Regions from separate parts of the Homo sapiens genome. Here region 2 is linked to region 1. The links are chromatin loops, found by intact Hi-C in ENCODE. Cell type or tissue: heart left ventricle. All regions are shown on one strand. Links, peaks and the distances in the headings refer to the core of each region. The heading gives the core; the rest is flanking DNA.

What was found. Peaks named below come from ENCODE experiments on the same cell type or tissue, not always from the same donor. Only the 100,000 strongest peaks of a DNase experiment are listed, where the experiment ranks them.
Region 2: it touches region 1 in a loop (10-fold over the local background); 50 of 110 quality-filtered maps call a loop at or near these places.

Annotation. Positions count from the first base shown.
Region 1 is chr3:49,443,453-49,454,746 of GRCh38, reverse strand. No RefSeq gene overlaps it. Among named protein-coding and RNA genes, the nearest start is that of NICN1, 20 kb to the right of the region's middle. RefSeq lists enhancers at 5,623-5,762, 10,250-10,599. In heart left ventricle, for the core only: a CTCF peak has its summit at 5,440 (motif pointing right); a DNase peak (open chromatin) is centred at 5,451.
Region 2 is chr3:49,289,506-49,300,799 of GRCh38, reverse strand. It overlaps USP4 (ubiquitin specific peptidase 4), which reads left to right. Exons shown (of 22, transcript NM_003363.4): 11 at 109-333; 12 at 2,165-2,248; 13 at 2,836-2,930; 14 at 6,202-6,393; 15 at 8,202-8,290. Among named protein-coding and RNA genes, the nearest start is that of C3orf62, 18 kb to the right of the region's middle. In heart left ventricle, for the core only: a CTCF peak has its summit at 5,147; a DNase peak (open chromatin) is centred at 3,860; H3K27ac peaks cover 1,683 bases.

The DNA of each region.
Region 1 (11,294 bases), core at 1,532-9,531:
TCTGTCTCAACTGGCTGTGAGCCCTGGGCCCACCCTTGGCCACCTTGACTTGCACTGCCCTCTAGAGCCTGAGGGGTTGGGCTAGGAAAGCCTTGAGAGACTCACCTGCTCTGCCACCTGCTTAGAGCTACTTCAAATCATCCTACAAGAGACAGTGGAAAAGAAATGGCAGCTTCTGGCTGGGTATGGTGCCTTGCGCCAGTAATTCCAGCGCTTGGGGAGATCTAGGTGGGAGAATTGCTTTGCTTGAAGCCAGGAGTTCAGACCAGCCAGGGCAACATAGCAAGACCTTATCTATAAAACAAAAAAAAAAAAGAAAAGAAAAAAAAATTAGCCAGACATGGTGGCATGCATCTGTAGTCCCAGCTACTCAAGAGGCTGAGCTGAGAGGATCCTTTGAGCCCAAGAGGTCGAGTCTGCTGTGAGCTGTGAACATGCCATTGCACTCAAGTCTGGGTGACAGAGACCGAGTTTCTTATTTATGTATTTATTTATTTTTGAGACAGAGTCTCACTCTGTCACCTAGGCTGGAGTGCAATGGCTCAATCACAGCTCACGGTAGCCTCAACCTCCCAGGCTTATGCAATCCTCCCACCTTACCCTCCCAAGCAGCTAGAACTATAGGCACATGCCACCACGCTTGGCTAATTTTTTTGTTTGTTTGTTTTGTTTTTTTACAGGCAGCCTCCTGAGCCAGAGTAGACTCCGAAACACCCCTTGCTAATTTTTGTAATTTTTGTCGAGATAGGGTTTTGCTATGTTGCCCAAGCTGGTTTCTAACTCCTGAGCTCAGGTGATCTGCCCGCCCTGGCCTCCCAAAATGTTGGGATTTCATGCATGAGCCACCTTGCCTGGCCAAGACCCTGTCTGTCTCTGTCTGTCTGTCTTTCTTTCTTTCTTACTTTCTTTCTCCCTCTCTCTCTCTCTTTCTTTCCTTTCTTTCTTTCTCCCTCTCTCTCTCTCTTTCTTTCTTTCCTTCCTTCCTTCCTTCCTTCTTTCCTTCCTTCCTTCCTTTTCTTTCTTTCTTTCTTTCTTTTTTATGGAGTCTTATTCTGTCACCCAGGCTGGAGTGCACTGGTGTGATCTTGGCTCACTGCAACCTCCGCCTCCGCAGGTTCAAGCAATTCTCCTGCTTCAGCCTCCCGAGTAGCTGGGATTACAGGCTCCTGTCACTGCGCCAGGCTAATTTTTTTGTATTTTTAGTGGAGACAGGGTTTCACCATCTTAGCCAGGCTGATCTTGAACTCCTGACCTTGTGATCCACCCGCCTCAGCCTCCCAAAGTGCTGGGATTACAGGCGTGAGCCACCGCTCTTTCTTTTTTGTTTTTTTGAGACGGAGTCTTGCTCTTGTCACCCAGGCTGGAGTGCAATGGGCTCACTGCAACCTCTGGGTCCCAGCTTCAAGCAATTCTCCTGCCTCAGCCTCCCCAGTAGCTGGGATTACAGGCGCCATCCCTCCCAAACCACGCCTGCTTAATTTTTGTATTTTTAATAGAAACGGAGTTTCGCCATGTTGGCCAGGATGGTCTTGAACTCCTGAACTCAGGTGACCCACCCGCCTTGGCCTCCCAAAGTACTGGGATTACAGCCGTGAGCCACTGTGCCCGGCCAACCCTGTTTCTAAAAAAAAAAAAAAAAAGAAAAGAAAGAAAGAAAGAAAGGTAGTTCCAAACTCAGTTGAGAAGCTAGGCCTGCACTTGTGAGTACAGAGCAGTCCACGCCCAATAGATTTGCCTAGACTGTCAACATTGCTTCCTTACCTTCTGCCCGTCCAGATGGGTCTGGCTGCCAGTTTGTGGACTCCTGGAGGCTTTTGAGGCTCTGAGCTCTCATCCACAAACACACACATCCATCACTAATCCTTCTGTTTTTCCTTTTATTTATTGGCAGTATCAGTCACTCACTACATTTATATGTGTGTGTGTATGTATGTATGTGTGTTTGTATGTGTGTGTGTGTGTGTGTGTGTGTGTGTGTATATATATATATATTTTTTTTTTGAGACAGAGTCTCACTCTGTCATCCAGACTGCAGTGCAGTGGCGTGATCTCAGCTCACTGCAACCTCTGCCTCCTGGTTTCAAGTGACTCTCCTGCCTCAGCCTCCCTAGTAGCTGAGATTACAGGTACAGGTACAAGCTGACACATCCAGCTAATTTTTTTTTTTTTTGGTTTTTCTTTGAGACGGAGTCTCACTCTGTCGCCCAGGCTGGAGTCTCATGGTGCGATCTCAGCTCACTGCAACCTCCGCCTCCCGGGTTCAAGCAGTTCTCCTGCCTCAGCCTCCCGAGTAGCTGGGATTACAGGCATGCACCACCACACCCAGCTAATTTTTGTATTTTTTTTTTTTTTGAGATGGAGTCTCGTTCTGTCACCCAGGCTGGAGGTGCAGTGGTGCAAGCTCGGCTCACTGCAAGCTCCGCCTTCCAGGTTCACGCCATTGTCCTGCCTCAGTCTCCCGAGTAGCTGGGACTACAGGCGCCCGACACCACGCCCGGCTAATTTTTTTGTATTTTTAGTAGAGACAGGGTTTCGCTGTGTTAGCCACGATGGTCTCGATCTCCTGACCTCGTGATCTACCCGCCTCGGCCTCCCAAAGTGCTGGGATTACAGGCGTGAGCCACCGCGCCCGGCCAATTTTTGTATTTTTAATAGAGATGGGGTTTCACCATGTTGGCCAAGCTGGTCTCGAATTCACAACCTCAGGTGATTCTCCCGCCTCGGCCTCCCAAAGTGCTGGGATTACAGGCATGAGCCACTACGCCTGGCCAATTTTTTGTATTTTTAGTAGAGACAGGGTTTCCCTATGATGGCCAGACTGGTCTTGAACTCCTGACCTCAGGTGATCCACCCACCTTGGCCTCCCAATGTGTTGTGATTACAGGCATGAGCCACCATGCCTGGCTTTTTGTTTTGTTTTGTTTTTTTGGACAGATCTTGTTTGGTGGCCCAGGCTGGAGTACAGTGGGGCGATCACGGCCCACTGCAGTCTTGAACTCCTGTGCTCAAGCAATCTTCCCACCTCAGCCTCGCAAAGAACTATTTTATTTTATTATTATTATTATTTTTTGAGACAGAGTTTCGCTTTTGTTGCCCAGGCTGGAGTGCCATGGCGCAATCTCAGCTCACCGCAACCTCTGCCTCCCAGGTTCAAGCAATTCTCCTGCCTCAGCCTCCCGAGTAGCTGGGATTACAAGCATGCACCACCATGCCTAGCTAATTTCGTATTTTTAGTAGAGATGGGGTTTCTCCATGCTGAGTCTGGTCTCGAACTCCTAACCTCAGGTGATCTGCCCACCTCGGCCTCCCAAAGTGCTTGGATTACAGGCGTGAGCCACTGCGCCCGGCCTATTTTATTTTATTTTATTTTATTTTTTTGAGACATAGTCTTGCTCTGTGGCCCAGGCTGGAGTGCAATGGCGCAATTTCAGCTCACTACAAACTCTGCCTCCCGGGTTCAAACAATTCTCCTGCCTCGGCCTCCTGAGTAGCTGGGATTACGGGCGCCTGCCACAACGCCCAACTAATTTTGTGTGTGTGTTTTTAGTAGAGATGAGATTTCATCATGTTGGCCAGGCTGGTCTCGAACTCCTGACCTCAAGTGATCCACCCACCTCTGCCTCCCGTAGTGGTGCTGGGTTTACACTGCACTCCAGCCTGGGAGACAGAGCGAGACTCCGTCTCAAAAAACAAACAAACAAACAAAAGCTCTATGAGAGGAGAACCTTTGCTGTATGTTTCTGTGAGAAAAGTGTTCAGTAAATAATAGTTTTTTATTTTATATATATATATATTCGTTTGTTTTTTCTTTTGAGACAGAGTCTTGCTCTGTGGTGCCCAGGTTTGAGTGCTGTGGCGCGATCTTGGCTCACGGCAGCCTCTGCCTCCTGGGTTCAAGCGATTCTCCTGCCTCAGCCTCCCGAGTAGCTGGGACTACAGGTCATCATGCCTTGCTAACTTTTGTATTTTTAGGAGAGACGGGGTTTCACAATGTTGGCTAGGCTGGTCTCAAACTCCTGGCCTCAGGTGATCCACCCGCCTTGGCCTCACAAAGCATTGGGATTACAGGTGTGAGCCACCGTGCCAGGCCTATATTTATTTATTTTTTTTAGAGACAGGGTCTCACTATGTTGCCCAGCCTGGCCTCAAACTCCTGGGATCAAGCAATCCTCCTGCCTCACCCTCCCAAAGTGCTGGGATTACAGGCATGAGCCACTGTACCCAGCAAAATATTTGTTAAATAAAAAAAATCATAAAGCTGAAACTAGATCTATATACAATTTGGCAGAAGGATTCTATGACCACTCATCAGCTGTGTGGCTTTGAGCAAGTTATTCAATCTTCCTATTTTTCCATTCAGTTTTCTTACCTTTCCACTCAGTTTCTTTTCTTTCTTTTTTTTTTTTTTTTTGAGACGGAGTCTCGCTCTCGTCGCCCAGGCTGAAGTGCAATGGCTCGATCTCAGCTCACTGCAACCTCCCCCTCCCAGGTTCAAGGGATTCTCCTGCCTCAGCCTCCCGAGAAGCTGGGATTACAGACGCATACCACCACGCCCGGCTATTTTTTGTATTTTTAGTAGAGACAGGGTTTCCCCTGGCTGGGCATGGTGGCTCACGCCTGTAATCCCAGCACTTTGGGAGGCCGAGGCGGGCGGATCATGAGGTCAGGAGATCGAGACCATCCTGGCCAACATGGTGAAACCTCTTCTCTACTAAAAATACAAAAATTAGCTGAGCGTGGTGGCATGCAACTGTATTCCCAGCTACTCGGGAGGCTGAGGCAAGAGAATCGCTTGAACCCAGGAGGTGAAGGTTGCAGTGAGCCGAGATCACATCACTGTGCTGCAGCCTGGCAACAAAGCAAGACTCCGTCTCAAAAAAAAAAAAAGAGCGAGACGGGGTTTCACCATGTTGGCCAGGCTGGTCTCAAACTCCTGACCTTGTGGTCCGCCTGCCTCGGGCTCCCAAAGTCCTGGGATTACAAATGTGAGCTGCCACGCCTGACCCATTTACTACAAGTTTATGCATACATCCTCTGAGGGCAGGAGTTCTTACCTTGAAGGCTGTGGGCAGTCTTTATGGGTCTCTGGAAAGAAAGAGAGAGAAGGAAGGAAGGAGGGAGGGAAGGAAGGAAGGAGGGAAGGAGGGAGGGAGGAAAAGAAAGAAAGAAGAAGGGAAGGAAGGAAGAAAAAAAAAGGGCTGGGCAGAGAATGAATGGGCTTGCAAAATACTCTTTCAGCCAGCCATTTCCAGAATTCAGGTGTGGACCATACAAAAGGGAGCCTGGCACAGTGTTGTTATTTTTCATTGTCTTGGTAATGCTAGGACATAAGAGCAGAGAAAAACCTTTGGAAAGTTGGGGATCCGAGGTTAAGGTAAGGAATATCATTCCAGGCCCCATCAGCCTTGGATAGATGAGCTTGATTCTCAGAGGCAGGTGATGCTCCATCTTCCAGCAGATGGCGCTAACTGTCCTTATTATATCTGAGGGTTGCCAGGTTAGAGACTGTTCTCGGAGACCTGAGATAGGGACTGGTCGCAGGAAATGGTGCCAAGGAAACGGAAGGTCATCATTCACTAATTAAACACCAACTAAACACCTATGTGCCAAGGCCTATTCTAGACACTGAGAATTTGGCCATGAACAAGACAAAGTCCTACTTTTACAAGGGGTGCATTTTAGAGATGTGTTGTCAAATATGATAGTCACCAGTTTACACATGGCTACTGAGCACTTGAAATGTGGCTAGTCCGCGGGACGCGGTGGCTCATGCCTGTAATCCCAGCACTTTGGGAGGCCGAGGTGGGCAGAATACGAACGAGGTCAGGAGTTCGAGACCAGCCTGACCAACATGGTAAAACCCCGTCTCTACTAAAAATACAAAAATTAGCCGGGCGTGGTGGCGGGTGCCTGTAATCCCAGCTACTCAGGAGGCCGAGGCAGGAGAATCGCTTGAACCTGGGAGGCGGAGGTTGCAGTGAGCCGAGATCGCGCCACTGCACTCCAGCCTGGGCGACAGAGCGAGACTCCATCTCAAAAAAAAAAAAGGGCCAGGCGCTGTGGCTCACGCCTGTAATCCCAGCACTTTGGGAGGCCAAGGCGGGCGGATTGCCTGAGCTCAGGAGTTCGCGACCAGCCTGGGCAACACGGTGAAACCCCGTCTCTACTTAAATACAAAAAATTAGCCGGGCGTGGGTGCCCCTATAGTCCCAGCTACTTGGGAGGCTAAGCCGGAAAATCGCTTGAACCAGGAAGGCGGAGGTTGCAGTGAGCCGAGATCGTGCCACTGCACTCCAGCCTGGGCGACAGAGCGAAACTCCATCTAAAAAAAATAAAAATAAAAATAAAAGAAATGTGGCTAGTTCAAATTGAGATGTGCTGTAAGTGTAAAATATACACCAATGTCAAATATTTCGTATGGAAAAAATGACCTAAACTAATATTTTAAACATTAATTTTTATGTTGAAATGATCATCTTTTATATACAAGTGAAATATCCTATTAAAATAAATTTAACCTATTTCTTTCTTTCTTTTTTTCTTTTTTTTTTTTTTTGAGACGGAGTCTTGCTCTGCTACCCAGGCTGGAGTGCAATGGCATGATTTTTGGCTCATTGCAAACTCCACCTCCTGGGTTCAAGTGATTTTCCTGCCTCAGCCTCCCAAGTAGCTGGAATTACAGGTGCCCACCACCACACCCAGCTAATTTTTGTATTTTTAGTAGAGACGGGGTTTCACCATGTTGGTCAGGCTGGTCTTGATCTCCTGACCTCAGATGATCCACCTGCCTTGGCCTCCCAAAGTGCTGGGATTACAGGCGTGAGCCACCGTGTCTGGCCTCACTATGTCGCCCAGGTTAGAGTTTAGTGGCATGATCATGGCACACTGCAGCCTCCACCTCCCAGGTTCAATCGATTCTCATGTCTCAGCCTTCCCGAGTAGCTGGGATTTACAGGCAGATGCTACCACACCCAGATAATTTTTTTTTTTTGAGATGGAGTCTCGCTCTGTCGCCCAGGCTGGATGGAGTGCAGTGGTGCAATCTCGGCTCACTGCAAGTTCCACCTCCCGGGTTCATGCCATTCTCCTGCCTCAGCCTCCCTAGTAACTGGGACTACAGGCGCCCGCCACCACGCCTGGCTAATTTTTTGTATTTTTAGTAGAGACAGGGTTTCTCTATGTTGGCCAGTCTGGTCTTGAACTCCCGGCCTCAAGTGATCCACCTGCCTTGGCCTTCCAAAGTGCTGGGATTACAGGCATGGGCCACCTTGCCCAGCCGAGACTTTTTATTTATTTAGTTATTTTGAGATAGGGTCTTGCTCTGTTGCCCAGGCTAGAGTGCAGTAATATAATCATGGCTCACTGCAGGCTAAAACTCTCCAGCTCAAGCAATCCTCTTGTGCCTCGGTCTCCCGAGTAGCTGGGACTACAGGCGTGTACCACCATGCCCACCAATTTTTTTTTTTTTTTTTTTTTTTTTGGTAGAGATGAGGTTTCCCTCTGTTGCCAAGGCTGGTCTTAAACTTCTGGGTGCAAGTGATCCTCCTGATTGGGCCTCCCAAAGTGCTTGGATTACAGTTGTGAGTCACCTCGCCCAGCCTAAGGGAGACTTTAACTATGAGTTATATCTATCTATGTTTATGATATTAGAAATTAAAACTGAGAAAACTTTAAACTATTTCTTTTTGTTTGTTTTCTTTTTATTGAGACAGGGTCTCACTCTGTCACCCAGGCTGGACTGCAATGCTGAGATCATATGTCACTACAGCCTTGACCTTCTGGGCTCAAGTGATCCTCCTGCCTCAACCCCCTGAGTAGCTGGGACTACAGGTGTGTGCAACCACACCCAGCTAATTTTTCTTTTTTTTTGCAATGTTTGTGGAGATGGGGTTTTGCCATGTTGCCCAGGCTGTTCTCTAACTCCTGACCTCTGGTGACCCGCCTGCCCTGGCCTCCCAAAGTTTTGGGATTACAGGTGTGAGCCACAGCACCCGGCTACTATTTGCCTATAAACAATAGGCCGGGTGGGTCACCTGAGTATTAAATCATATTTATAGCAGGCCATTGGTTTGGGTAGAACTCCTGTACTAGGCCCAAAAGACCAAACCAAAATTGAGTTACTTGTGCTGAAGTGCCATTCCACGAAGCTGCAACTAAATTATTTATCTAATCTTCCAAGAAATTAGGAGAGAGAGGCCGAGTGCAGTGGCTCATGCCTGTAATCCCAGGACTTTGTGAGGGCGAGGCAGGCGGATCACTAGAGGTCAGAAGTTCAAGACCAGCCTGACCAACATGAAGAAACTCCATCTCTACTAAAAATACAAAATCAGCCCGGCGTGGTGGCGCATACCTGTAATCCCAGCTACTTGGGAGGCTGAGGCAGGAGAATTGCTTGAACCCAGGAGGCAGAGGTTGCAGTGAGTGAAGATCATGCCATTGCACTCCAGCCTGGGCAACAAGAGCAAAACTCCATCTCAAAAAAAAAAAAGAAAGAAAGAAAAAGAAAAGAAATCAGGAGAGAGAGAGATAATAGCCAAATCTCCAAACAAGTCAATTTTAGACAACATGATAGAGAAATTCCCTCTGCTTTAACCTCTACAAAGAACATACTTTTGAAAGAACCAATCCCCTTTTGTTCACTGTTTCTGCTTTCCTCAACCCTTTTCTGCCTACGCAGCCAAACTGCTCTGCTCAGTTCATCAGAACACTCACTGTATTTTATTTTATTTTATTTTTTTGAAACAGAGCCTCACTCTGTTGCCCAAGCTGGAGTGCAGTGGCGCAATCTCAGCTTATTGCAACCTCCACCTTCCGGGTTTAAGAGATTCTTGTGCCTCAGCCTCTGGAGTAGCTAGGATTACAGGCATGTGCCACCACACCTGGCTAATTTTTGCATTTTTTAGTAGAGACGGGGTTTCACCATGTTGGCCAGGCTGGTCTTGAACCCCTGGCCTCAAGAGATCCACCTGCCTCAGCCTCCCAAAGTGTTGGGATTACAGGCGTGAGCCACCACGCCCAGCCTCATTCTATTTTATAGAATGAAGTGTTGCCTGATTGTGGAATCATAGATAAAAGCCAGTTAAGATCCTTAAACTAGCTGGGCACTGTGGCGTGCACCTGTAGTCTCAGCTACTCAGAAAGCTGAGATGGGAGAGTCACCTGAGCCCAGGAGTTCAAGGCTTCAGTGAGCCACTCCACTGCATTCCAGCCTGAGCGACAGAGATTCTATCTCAGAAAAAAAAAAAAAAAAGAAAGAAAAGAAAAAAGGAAAAAAAAGGAGATCCTTGCTGGGCACAGTGGCTCACGCCTGTAATCCCAACACTTTGGGAGTCCAAGACAGGTGGGTCACCTGAAGTCAGGAGTTCAAGACCAGCCTGGCCAACATGGTGAAACCCTGATTCTACTAAAAATACAAAAATTAGCCAGGTGTGGTGGCGGGTGCCTGTAATCCCAGCTACTCAGGAGGCTGTGGCAGGAGAATCATTTGAACCTGGGAGGTAGAGGTTGCAGTGACCTGAGACTGCGCCATTCCACTCCAATCTGGGCAACAAGAGCAAAATTCCATCTCAAAAAAAAAAAAAAAGCGATCCTTAAACTAAATTTGTTGTGATTTTGTTTTTGACAAGATTGGAAGATGGATTAAAAGAGACAAGATCCAGCTATATGCTGCCCCCAAGAGTCTTACTTTAAATATAAGGACACTTTGGGAAGTTGAGGTGGGCAGATTGCTTGAGCTCAGGGTTTCGAGACCAGCCTTGGCAACACCATGAAACCCAGTCTCTACAAAAAATACAAAAACTAGCTGGGTAGGGTGGCCTATGCTTGTAGTCCCAGCTATTCAGGAGGCTGAAGTGGGAGGATGGCTGAGATAGGCCACTGCACTCCAGCCTGGGCAACAGAGCCAGACCTTGTCTCAAAGAAAGAATGAATGAATGAATGAATGGCCGGGCGTGGTGGCTCACACCTGTAACCCCAGCTCTTAGGTAGGCAGAGGCAGGAGAATAGCTTGAGCCCAGGAGTTCCAGACCTGCCTGGGCAATATAGCGAGACCCCATTCTCCACCAAAAAAAAAAAAAAGACAATAAATAAATAAATGAACACAAAGAAATTATAAGAAATGGCCAGGCCCAGTGGCTCACGCCTGGCACTTTCAAAATCCTAGCACTTTGAGAGGCTGAGGCGGGCAGATCACATGAGGTCAGGAGTTCGAGACCAGCCTGGACAACATGGGGAAACCCCGTCTCTACTAAAAATACTAAAAATTAGCCAGGCGTGGTGGTGGGCGCCTGTGATCCCAGCTACTTGGGAGGCTGAGGCAGGAGAAGTGCTTGATCCCAGGAGGTGGAGGTTATAGTGAGCCGAGATCATGCCACTGCACTCCAGCCTGGGGAACAGAGCGAGACTCTGTCTCAAAGAAAAAAAGAAAAAAAAGAAAAAAATTGTAAGAAAAAATAGCTCAGAGCAGTCTGAATTATGTGTGGTGTGCAGGCACAGAGAGACTTCCGGTATGAAACTTCAGTCATGCTCCCTCCCTCAAGCCCATGCCTGGGGGCAGTTGCTTAAGGTTATTTTGGGTCAGGCACAGTGACTCATGCCTGTAATTCCAGTGCTTTGGGAGACAGAGGCAGGAGGATCCCTTGAGGCCAGGAGTTTGAGACCAGCCTGAACAACATAGTGAGCTCCTGTCTTTACGAAAAAAAGTAAAGAAAAATATTCTTGCTGTAGCCTGAGCCTGCAGTCCTAGTGCTAGTCCCAAGAGGAGTGCTTGAGCCCAGGAGTTTGAGGCTGCAGTGAGCTATGATTACACCACTACACTCCAGCCTAGGTGACAGAAGCAATAGCTTGTCTTGAAAAAAAAAGTCATTTTGTTCTTGACTGCCTCACCCATTATCTTCATGCTCCTGGAATTTGTGATATAAAGAAGCAATGGGGCCTGGGCAGGGTGGCTCACACTTGTAATCCCAGCACTTTGGGAGACTGAGACTGGAGGATTGCTTGAGTCCAGGAGACCAGCCTGGGGAACATAGTGACACCCTGTCTCAATTAAAAAAAAGAAAAAAGAAACAATATATAAGCAATCAATGGCTTATGTTATTTTAATATAAGTTATTGGTAACAACTCAGGAATTGCTTCTTCTTTCCTTTAAAAATCCACCTGTACAGCCAGCATGGTGGCTCATGCCTATAATCCCAGCACTTTGGGAGGCCGAGGCAGGCAGATCACCTGAGGTCGGGAGTTCGAGACCGGTCTGACCAAAATGGAGAAACCCCATCTCTACTAAAAATACAAAATT
Region 2 (11,294 bases), core at 1,828-9,827, 150 kb after region 1:
GTACAGATTGCCACCTGATTCATCTCCAGGTTTGCTGTGAGTCATTCTGGATGCAGGGGCAAGGGGCTGAGAGGTGTTGAGAATGTCCTGTTTATCCCTTTGACGCAGGTGGTGGCAAAGGAAGCCTGGGAGAATCACAGGTTGAGGAATGATTCTGTGATTGTGGATACTTTCCATGGCCTCTTCAAATCTACTTTGGTTTGCCCAGAATGTGCTAAGGTTTCTGTGACCTTTGACCCATTTTGCTATCTAACGCTGCCACTGCCCTTGAAGAAAGATCGAGTTATGGAGGTTTTCCTGGTTCCTGCTGACCCTCACTGCAGACCTACTCAGGTGACAGAATCCACACCCTTATGGCACCCCTCACTGCAAGTGGTCTCCAGATCCCAGTGGGACTGCTCCTATCTGCTGCATTGGCTGCCTCTGAGTCCCCTTGGTACTTGCCTGGGTATGGGCCCTTGGCCTCCATCAGACCTTTGTCTAATCCCATATCATTTAAGGCCTATTGTGAAGGTCTTTGCAGCTTCTTTGCTTCTCTGTCACTTTTTTTTTTTTTGAGACAGAGTCGCTCTGTTGCCCATGCTGGAGTGAAGTGGCATGATCTCAGCTCACTGTAACGTCTTCCTCCCAGGTTCAAGCGATTCTCCTACCTCAGCCACTCAGTAGCCGGGATTACAGGCGTGTACCACCACGCTCAGCTAATTTTTGTATTTTTAGTAGAGACATAGTAGAGACAGGATGTTACCTTGTTGGCCAGAACTCCTGACCTCAAGTAATCTGCCCATCTTGGCCTCCCAAAGTGTTGGGATTACAGGCGTGAGCCACCGCACCCGGCCTCTGTCACTTTTTTGGCCACACTTCATTCACGCGACTAAAGTAACCTGATCTACTAAGTGGTTCTTGAATCTGAATGTTGGGGAACCAGAAGCACGGTTCTTTTCGTACTCAGATATACCCTCACATAACCTAGGACAGCCTGTACAGAAGATTAGGCCAGATGAGAGGTGTGAGCAGCAGGTCTTAGTGTCTTACCCTGCTGATGGCTCACTGAGTAATTGTATTGCTTAGCCTTCTGGTTTTGGTTTCTTTGTCTCTAAAGAAAGTTGAGGGCCGGGCGCGGTGGCTCACGCCTGTAATCCCAGCACTTTGGGAGGCCGAGGCGGGCAGATCACGAGGTCAGGAGATCCAGACCATCCTGGCTAACACGGTGAAACCCCGTCTCTACTAAAAATACAAAAAATTAGCCAGGCATGGTGGCGGGCGCCTGTAGTCCCAGCTACTCGGGCAGCTGAGGCAGGAGAATGGCGTGAACCCGGGAGGCGGAGCTTGCAGCGAGCCAAGATTGCGCCACTGCACTCCAGCCTGGGCGACAGAGCGAGACTCCGTCTCAAAAAAAAAAAAAAGTTGAGGCAGGCTGGGCACGGTGGCTTACCCCTGTAATCCCAGCACTTCAGGAGGCCGAGGCGGGCAGATCACGAGGTCAGGAGTTCGAGACCACCCTGACCAACATGGTGAAACCCTGTCTGTACTAAAAATACAAAAATTATCCAGGCGTGGTGGTGCGCGCCTGTAATCCCAGCTACTCAGGAGGCTGAGGCAGGAGAATCGCTTGAACCCGGGAGGTGGAGGTTGCAGTGAGCCAAGATCGCGTCACTGCGCTCCAGCTTGTGTGACAGAGCAAGACTGTGTCTCAGAAAAAAAAGAAAAAAGAAAAAAAAGAAAGTTGAGGCCGGGCTTGGTGGCCAACACCTGTAATCCCAGCACTTTGGGATGCTGAGGCGGGAGGATTGCTCGAGGCCAGGAGTTTGAGACCCTGTCTCTACAAAAAATAAAAATAAAATAAAAAGGTAGGACCAGATGGCAATTTGAATTTGTATAATTTCAGCAGTTCTTCAGAAAGTACTCTAAAGAATTAAGAATAAAATGAAGCAATGTTTGGAAGAGAAAGAGATGGCCTAGCCCCCATGCTGCTGCCTGTGTATTGAGGAGGATGCTGACATAGAGGTCCTGCTTATTTGCTCTGCTTCTGACTCATCTGTACCCTGACCTCACCATACATTGTTTCTAGAAGGGCTCCTCTGCCCCTAGTGATGCCTGCTTCTCCTAATGCATTTCGCACCCTTTGTGGGGCACCCCTGTGACCTTGACCATCTCTGTCTTGCAGTACCGTGTGACTGTGCCGCTGATGGGGGCTGTGTCCGACCTGTGCGAGGCTCTCTCCAGGCTGTCTGGCATTGCTGCAGAAAATGTAAGGCGGGGTGATCAGTGGCACTCGGTCTATTTGGGATACTTCATAGCATTTGGAGTTTACTTTCAACCTTGAAGCCACTTTTTGGGGTTGTTGTTATTGCCAGCACAAATGTGATTATTTGTGTGTGTCTGGATGCCTCACTCACTATGCACATTGTGACTGAGACTGTCCCTTCCAGCTCCAGGAAACACTATCTTTCCTTCATTGGGTTCACACTAGCCGTGGTCAAAGGACCAGGAGTAGGGCTCTGCTGTCAGATCTGTGCACTGAGGGTGGCATAGAGACTGCAGACTATGGAATACTCCAGAGGCTCTGGACAACTGCTGGTTTCTGGTTAGCACCACACTCCTCGCCCTTCCTGCCAGTCGAGGGCAGATGCTACCAGCATGTTCAATTCTGATGGCAGCCATGCTGCTCCCCCTTGGGCCTTGGCCCTCAGCTCTCTGGGGCTGTTTGTGTGGTGGTTTCTCTAGAGGCAACATTTGAGTATGAGTATTTTTTTTTTCATTTGTTTCTGGGTTTTAAGCAGTTAGTAGGGGCACTCTTAGCCATTCTGTGGTCTTTCTGTTACTGTTCATTCTTAGATGGTGGTCGCAGATGTGTATAATCACCGATTCCACAAAATTTTCCAAATGGATGAAGGTTTAAACCACATCATGCCTCGGGATGACATTTTCGTGTGAGTACTCAGCAGTTTCTGCTGCAGGTCAGGTCAGAGGACACATTCTAGAGACTTTGCTGCATTCATATCTCCAGAACAAAAATGTGGGCAGTCATTGCTCATGTGGATTGGCCCTGACCCCTGGGTGCAAGAGATGGGTATTGAGGGCATCGTGGGCAGCCATCAGTGCTCAACCCCTCCTGCCCTGCAGAGCTAAACATTCTGATAACTCTCCTCAGCACAGCCACAGCCTTTTTTCAACAGTTTTGCCTATGAAGAAGGCCAAATCACTGCTCCTACAGATGGTCCTACCATCAGAGATGCCTTTCTTAAGAGGAATCCCAGCTGTGTGATGGGAAGATGGTAGTAGGGGTGTGGTACGGAAGGATCTTGTCCTTTCTCTGCCACAGGCTGTAGCTTCTCAGCGAGTACCATGATACTACCATCCCCAATGCAGAAATGACAGGGCTGATTTAAACAGCTGTTTTCAGCTCAAACATTCTGTAAGCTCTGAGACTGAGTTTCTTCATCTCTGTGAGGACAATACAAAGGCCTCCTCTGCCTTCCCACATGCTGCTTCATGGCTGCTCTGTGTAATTGTGTGTGTGTCCCTCTTCCAGGCACAGTGGTGTAATAACTTGCCGGCTGCTCCCATACATGAACTTGCCTGCTGCTCCCAGGCAGCCACTTGCCCAGGAAGTATGGAGCACAGCCGTACTGTCCCTCCCTCTTTACCTCTCACTCAGGAACTTGCCTCTGCTGAGAAAGGGTTTTAGGATTTTGTTTTGGTTTTTGTTTTTGGCTGAGGAATTCAGTATGTAAAGGAGATAGTTCCTTCCCTTTACATTTTTGGGCCTATGACTTCTAGATCTCTCTAAAAGGAATAGTTCCTAGCCACACCCAAGATCTATTTCTGTTCTCACTTGCACAGACACAGCCAAGAGCTGACACTGTGCCAAGGGCTAGAACATGGGAAAGTCCACTTTCACATATAACCCCAAGCCCTTAACATGGTCTCTGTAAATTCCAGAAAGTAGTGTTTTCACACACCTGAGCTGAAAGGAACTGGAGGATTACCCTGTGGGGAGCTTAGCAGACCACCAACAAAGGAATTTTCAGAGGGCCTATGGGCCAACCATTGGAAAAACAAATTCTTTTATAGATGAATTTGAATTGACAATTGTTTTATGAAAGCAATAGTAGCATCTGGTATTTTTATTTTATTTTATTTTATTTTTTTAGACGGAGTCTCGCTCTGTCTCCCAGGCAGGAGTGCAGTGGCGCAATCTCGGCTCACTGCAAGCTCTGCCTCCCGGGTTCATGCCATTTTTCTGCCTCAGCCTCCCGAGTAGCTGGGACTACAGGCACCCGCCACCACGCCTGGCTCATTTTTGGTATTTTTAGTAGAGCCAGGGCTTCACCGTGTTAGCCAGGATGGTCTCAATCTCCTGACCTCGTGATCCACCCGCCTTGGCCTCCCAAAGTGCTGGGATTACAGGCGTGAGCCACTGTGCTCGGCCAGCATCTGGTATTTTTTATTTTTTATTTATTTATGTTTTTGAGATAGAGTCTTGCTGTGTCACCCAGGCTGGAGTACAATGGTGTGATCGTGGCTCACTGCAAGCTCCGCCTCCCAGGTTCATGCCATTCTGCCTCAGCCTCCTGAGTAGCTGGGACTACAGGCGCGTGCCACCACACCTGGCCAATTTTTTGTATTTTAAGTAGAGATGGGGTTTCACTGTGTTAGTTAGGGTGGTCTCGATCTCCTGACCTCGTAATCCGTCCCCCTCGGCCTCCCAAAGTGCTGGGATTACAGGTGTGAGCCACTGTGCCCGGCCTGCATCTGCTACTTTTTAATGTGTTGTACACTGTGCTACTAAATTATTTAATTCTTACCACACCTTTTAAAGTGGGTAATCCCATTGTCCACCGAATAAATAGACTAAGAAGTTAGGTGCTTATTACTAGCAGCCAGAAAATGGCAATGTGGACCTGGAACCTGGGGCAGGTGCACTCCAAGGCCTGGTTCTTTACCACTATGCTGGACCACAGTATTTACTCGAGAGCACACCTTGGACATTTTTATGTATTAGAAATTCCTCCTTCATAAACTTCAGTCAGGACTGTTTGCTAGGCATTTGGGGAGGGGGGGGTGTGTGTGTGTGTGTGTGTGCGCGCGCGCGCGCACACGTGCATATGTTTAGTTTCAAAATTTGAATCAGTAAGTTTGTGTCTCCCCCTATAGGAAGAGGGAAAGACTACAGTCGGTTGCCAGCAATTTTGGTAACATCTGTTCCAGGATAAAACATCTATAAATCTCCTCAATCCCATGTATTCACTAAGTAAGACACATTTTTCAAAATCATTGATTTGTATCTAGCAGTTTCTTTGGTTATCTCTGATGTTTTTCAGAATTAGATACGATTCTTTCACTTCAGTGTTTTTGAACAAAGATGACAATTACTTTTATAAATTTGCTTGCTCATTTGGAAAAAAAGAGTTTGGCTAATATCCTAGGTGTACATCTTTGTACAATATTTGGTCTTATTAAAGGGCAGGGCACTCAATGCTTTTTTTTTTTTTTTTTTTTTTTTTTTTTGAGATGGAGTCTCGCTCTGTTGCCCAGTCTGGAGTGCAGTGACAAGATCTTGACTCACTACAAGCTCCGCCTCCTGGGTTCACACCATTCTCCTGCCTCAGCCTCCCGAGTAGGTGGGACTGCAGGTGCCCACCACCATGCCCGTCTAATTGTTTGTATTTTTAGAAGAGATGGGGTTTCACCGTGTTAGCCAGGATGGTCTCAATCTCCTGACCTCGTGATCCGCCCGCCTTGGCCTCCCAAAGTGCTGGGATTACAGGCGTGAGCCACCGCGCCCAGCCAACTCAATACATTTTTTAAAGATGAGCTCTTTGATGACAAAAGATGAACTTGGTGGCTGGACCCAGCTGTGTGCCTTTGTGTTCAGAGTGATGATCTGAATGATGGCTGTTATCTGTGTTGGGTCCCAGTTGAAGGACCACAGAGTTTGAGGCCGTGGTTGGAAGAAGGAGTATCACGGTTAGCCCTCAGCCCCAGGTTGTATAGGTTCACATTGTGCTGACAATGGTCCTTCTAGGGATTCCTGACTCAACCTCTAGAAACGTCTTGGCAATAGTTATAGCCACCTTTTCTACTCAAATATGCTCTGTCCCAGTAATCATAGCCCTGGCCACCACATAGCTTCAGCTCAGATCTCTGTTGTTCACAAGGACCTACTGCTAAAAGTGCCCTCTTGTGTGATTGACGCAGGTACGAGGTCTGCAGCACTTCCGTGGATGGCTCGGAATGTGTCACGCTTCCAGTCTACTTCAGGGAGAGGAAGTCCAGGCCATCAAGCACTTCCTCCGCATCAGCGCTATATGGGCAGCCACTATTGCTTTCTGTCCCCAAGCACAAGTTAACCCTTGAGTCTTTGTACCAGGCTGTTTGTGATCGTATCAGGTTGGTGGCAGGAATGTGATTTGGTTGTTATCTGAGATGAAGATATACCCAGTAATAGTAGTGGCAACTCCTGCCAAGTGGCTGTGTTGATCCTACATGCTCACCTCTGTAAGAAATGCATTTGCCGGGTGCAGTGGCTCATGCCTGTACTCCCAGCACTTTGGAAGGCCAAGGCGGGCAGATCACCTGAGGTCAGGAGTTTGAGACCAGCCTGGCCAAGATGGTGAAATCCCGTCTCTACTAAAAATATAAAATTAGCCAGGCATGCTGGTGGGTGCCTGTAATCCCAGCTGCTCGGGATGCTGAGGCAGGAGAATCGCTTGATTCTTGATTCTCCTGGGAGCTAGAGGCTGCAGTGAGCTGAGATCGCGCCACTGCATTCCAGCCTGGGTGACAGAGTGAGACTCCATCTCAAAAAAAAAAAAAAAAATGCACTTGTGCCAGCCCCTGGATGGGCCAGGGCAGGTGCTATTGGGATGAGCCACCTGGCACATCTTAGGTACCGTGATCCTAGGAGTCCAGTCCTCTTAGAATCATGTTAGGGAGGCTAGCGCTTTGATGGCATTTGTATTTTATTTCTGAAGTGTTCCACTATCGTTCTGAAGCTGGAAATTAGGATTATTGGGAAATACCTTCAAAACTGATGGTGCCACATGACTTTCACATAAGACTCGAGACAAACTTTCTTAAGAGTCTTCATTGGCTAATTTCTTGTGGGTTTTTTTTTTTTCCTTCCGAGATGGAATCTTGCTCTCTCGCCCAGGCTGGAATGCAGTGGCACGATCTCGGCTCACTGCACCCTCTACCTCCCAGGTTCAAGTGATTCTGCTGCCTCAGCCTCCCAAGTAGCTGGGATTACAGGCATGTGCCACCACGCCCGGCTAAGTTTTGTGTGTGTATGTTTTTGTTGTTGTTGTTGTTGTTTGTTTGTTTGTTTGTTTTTTTGAGATGGAGTTTCACTCTGTTGCCCAGGCTGGAGTGCAGTGGCACAATCTCGGCTCACTGCAACCCTCACCTCCCAGGTTCAAGTGATTTCCAGCTAATTTTTGTATTTTTAGTAGAGAGGAGGTTTCACCGTGTTGGCCAGGCTAGTCTCAAACTCCTGACCTCAAGTGACACTCCCATCTCAGCCTCCCAGAGTGCTAGGATTACAGGCATGAGCCACCGTGCCTGGCCAAACTTTTGTATTTTTAGTAGAGATGGGGTTTCACCATGTTGGCCAGACTGGTCTGGAAATCCTGACCTCAGGTGATTGCCCACCTCGGCCTCCCAAAGTGCCGGCATTACAGGTGTGAGCCACCATGCCTGGCCATTTGTGTTTTTAATTTCTTAAAATATTGAGCCACTGTGTTATTTTATTTTATTTTATTTATTTTTTGAGACAGAGTTGCTCTCTGCCCAGGCTGGAGTGCCTAGTGGCATGATCTCGGCTCACTGCAACCTCTGCCTCCCACGTTCAAGTAATTCTCCTGCCTCAGCCTCCTGAGTAGCTGGGATTACAGGCATGTGCCACCATGCCCAGCTAATTTTTTTAGTTTTACTAGAGATGGGGTTTCACCATGTTGGCCAGGCTGGTCTCGAACTCCTGACCTCAGGTGATCCACCTGCCTTGGCTTCCCAATGTGCTGGGATTAGCCACCACACCTGGCCCAGTGGATAATTCTAAAGCACTTCTATTTACATAAATTGCTTTGTCAGTAGCTATCATCCATATAAATTATGAACTACTTCTTAGCCGCATGGTGGAAAAAATAGATAAATGTTACAACTAACAATCTTTTTTTTCTTCTCTTTTTCTCTTTTTGAAGCCGCTATGTGAAACAGCCTTTACCTGATGAGTTTGGCAGCTCACCCTTGGAGCCAGGGGCCTGCAATGGCTCCAGGAACAGCTGTGAAGGTGAGTATGCACCATGCTCTGTGGCTGTGACTGACCAAATACCTCCTGATTTCCCTCTTCTTCTAAAGGTGTTACACACATGGGAGAAGGGGGTTGGGACTGGGTTGGGGCTCTGCCTACAGCAGCAGAGTTAGGAGTTAGGTCTACAACATTCTACTCTGCCAGTGCCTGTTGTCCAACTTTGCTACCTTGTGGAATCTTCCTTTTTTTTTTTTTTTTTTCCAGATAGGGGTCTCATTCCTGTCACCCAGGCTGGAATGTGGTGGTGCAATCATGGCTCACTGTTACTTCAGACTCTTGGGCTTAAGTGATTGTCCCACCTCAGCCTCCAGAGTAGCTGGGACTACAGGTGCATGCCACGACACCCAGCTAATTTTTAAATTTTTTGTGAAGACCAGGGGTTGGCCGGGCGTGGTGGCTCACGCCTGTAATCCCAGCACTTTGGGAGTCCGAGGAGGGCGGATCACGAGGTCAGGAGATCGAGACCATTCTGGCTAACACAGTGAAACCCCGTCTCTACTAAAAATACAAAAAATTAGCCGGACATGGTGGCGGGCACCTATAGTCCCAGCTACTTGGGAGGCAGGAGAATGGCGTGAACCCGGGAGGTAGAGCTTGCAGTGAGCCAAGATCGCGCCACTGCACTCCAGCCTGGGCGACAGAGTGAAACTCTGTCTCAAAAAAAGAAAAAAAAAAGGACCAGGGGTCTTGCCATGTTGCTCAGGCTGGTCTTGAACTCCTGACCTGAAGCAATACTCCTGCCTTAGCCTCCCAGAGGGCTAGGATTACAGGTGTGAGCCACCCCACCTGACATGTCACTCTTCTTTTTGGGACTTACGTGACTCAGTGGCTTTCTGTAAAACCATATATGTCTTTCAAGCTAGTGCTGTAAATTTTTTCTTTTCTTTTTCTTTCTTTCTTTTTTTTTTTTTTTTTGAGACGGAATCTTGCTCTGTCGCCCATGCAGGAGCGCAGTGGCGCGATCTTGGCTCACTGCAACCTTTGCCTCCTGGGTTCAAGCAACTCTCTACCTCAGCCTCCCAAGTAGCAGGGATTACAGGCGCATGCCACCATGCCTGGCTAATTTTTGTATTTTTAGTAGAGATGGGTTTTCACCATCTTGGCCAGGCTGGTCTTGAACTCCTGACCTCATGATTCACCTGCCTCAGCCTCCCAAAATGCTGGGATTACAGGTGTGAGCCACTGTGCCCAGCTTTTTTTTTTTTTTTTAAGAGTAGGGTCTTGAGGCTGGGTGCGGTGACTCACACCTGTAATCCCAGCACTTTGGGAGGCTGAGGTGGGTGGATCACGAGGTCAGGAGATCGAAACTATCCTGGCTAACACAGTGAAACCCCATCTCTGCTAAAAATACAAAAAATTAGGCGTGGTGGTGGGCACCTGTAGTCTCAGCTACTTGGGAGGCTGAGGCAGGAGAATGGCGTGAACCCGGGAGGCAGAGCTTTCAGTGAGCCAAGATCACGCCACTGCACTCCAGCCTGGGCGACAGATTGAGACTCCGTCTCCAAAAAAAAAGCGTAGGGTCTTGATTATCACCCAGTCTGGAGTGCAGTGGTTCAATCATGGTTTACTGCAGCCTCAACCTGCCAGGCTCAGGCTATCCTTCCACCTTGCCCTCGTGAAGTGCTGGGATTACAGGTGTGAGCCACTGCGCCCAGCACATAAATTCTCAGTTGCAGACGGGTGCGATGGCTCATGCCTGTAATCCCAGCACTTTGGGAGGCCAAGGCAGGCAGATCATCTGAGGTCAGGAGTTCGAGACTAGCCTGGCCAACACGGTGAAACCCTGTCTCTACTAAAAAATACAAAATTAGCCAGGCATGGCAGTGTGTGCCTGTAATCCCAGCTACTTGGGAGGCTGAAGCACGACAATCTCTTGAACCCAGGAAGCGGAGGTTGCAGTGAGCTGAGATTGCATCATTGCACTCCAGCCTGGACAACAGAACAACATTCCATCTCAAACAAAAACAAAAACCAGCAAAAACAAAAAATTATCAGTTGCAAAACCAAATGTCCAGATTCCTCCAAGACATGCAGTCCTAGAAAGTGAGAACTGACTTTAACTAATTAATTTATTTCTATATGGAGTCCACTTTGTTGGCCAGGCTGGAGTGCAGTGGCACAATCTTGGCTTACTGCAGCCTCAGTCTCTTGGGTTCAGGGGATTCTCCCACCTCAGCCTCCCAAGTAGTTGGTACTATAGGTGTGCGCCACCACACTTGGCTAGTTTTGTATTTTTAGTAGAGACGGGGTGTCTCCATCATGGCGAGTCTGGTCTCGAACTCCTGACCTCAAGTGATCTGCTCACCTTCGCCTTCCAAAGTGCTGGGGTTACAGGCCTGAGGCTGTCATCAAGAGATACTCCAAATTATTTTTGGTATTTTAGGGTTGAATATGGCTGGAATACAGTGGCGCAATCATGGCTCACTGCAGCCTTGACCTCCTGGGCTCAAGCAATCCTCCCACCTCATCCACCTGAGTAGCCAGGACTACAGGAATGTGTCACCATACCCAGCTAATTTCTTTTTCTTTTTTTTTCTTTTTTGTGGAGACAAGCAAGGTTTTCCCATGTTCCCCAGGCTGGTCTTGAACTCCTGAGTTCAAGCAATCCACCCACCTTGGCCTCCCAGAGTGCTGGGATCATAGGCGTGAGCCGCCACACATGGCCAATATTTGGATTCTCTTTTTTTTTTGAGACTGAGTCTCACTCTGTCACCCAGGCTGTAGTGCAATGGTGGGATTATAGGCGCCCACCACCATGCCCGGCTAATTTTTGTATTTTTAGTAGAGATGGGGTTTCACCATCTTGGCCAGGCTGGTCTCGAATTCCTGACCTCAGGTGATCCATACACCTCGGCTTCCCAAAGTGCTGGGATCACAGGCATGAGCTACTGCACCCGGCCTCAATATTTGGCTTCTTATTCTTGCCCGAAATGTTATGTTCATTTCCCGCTAGGGATAAGTAGGAATACATTTTGTTTATAGG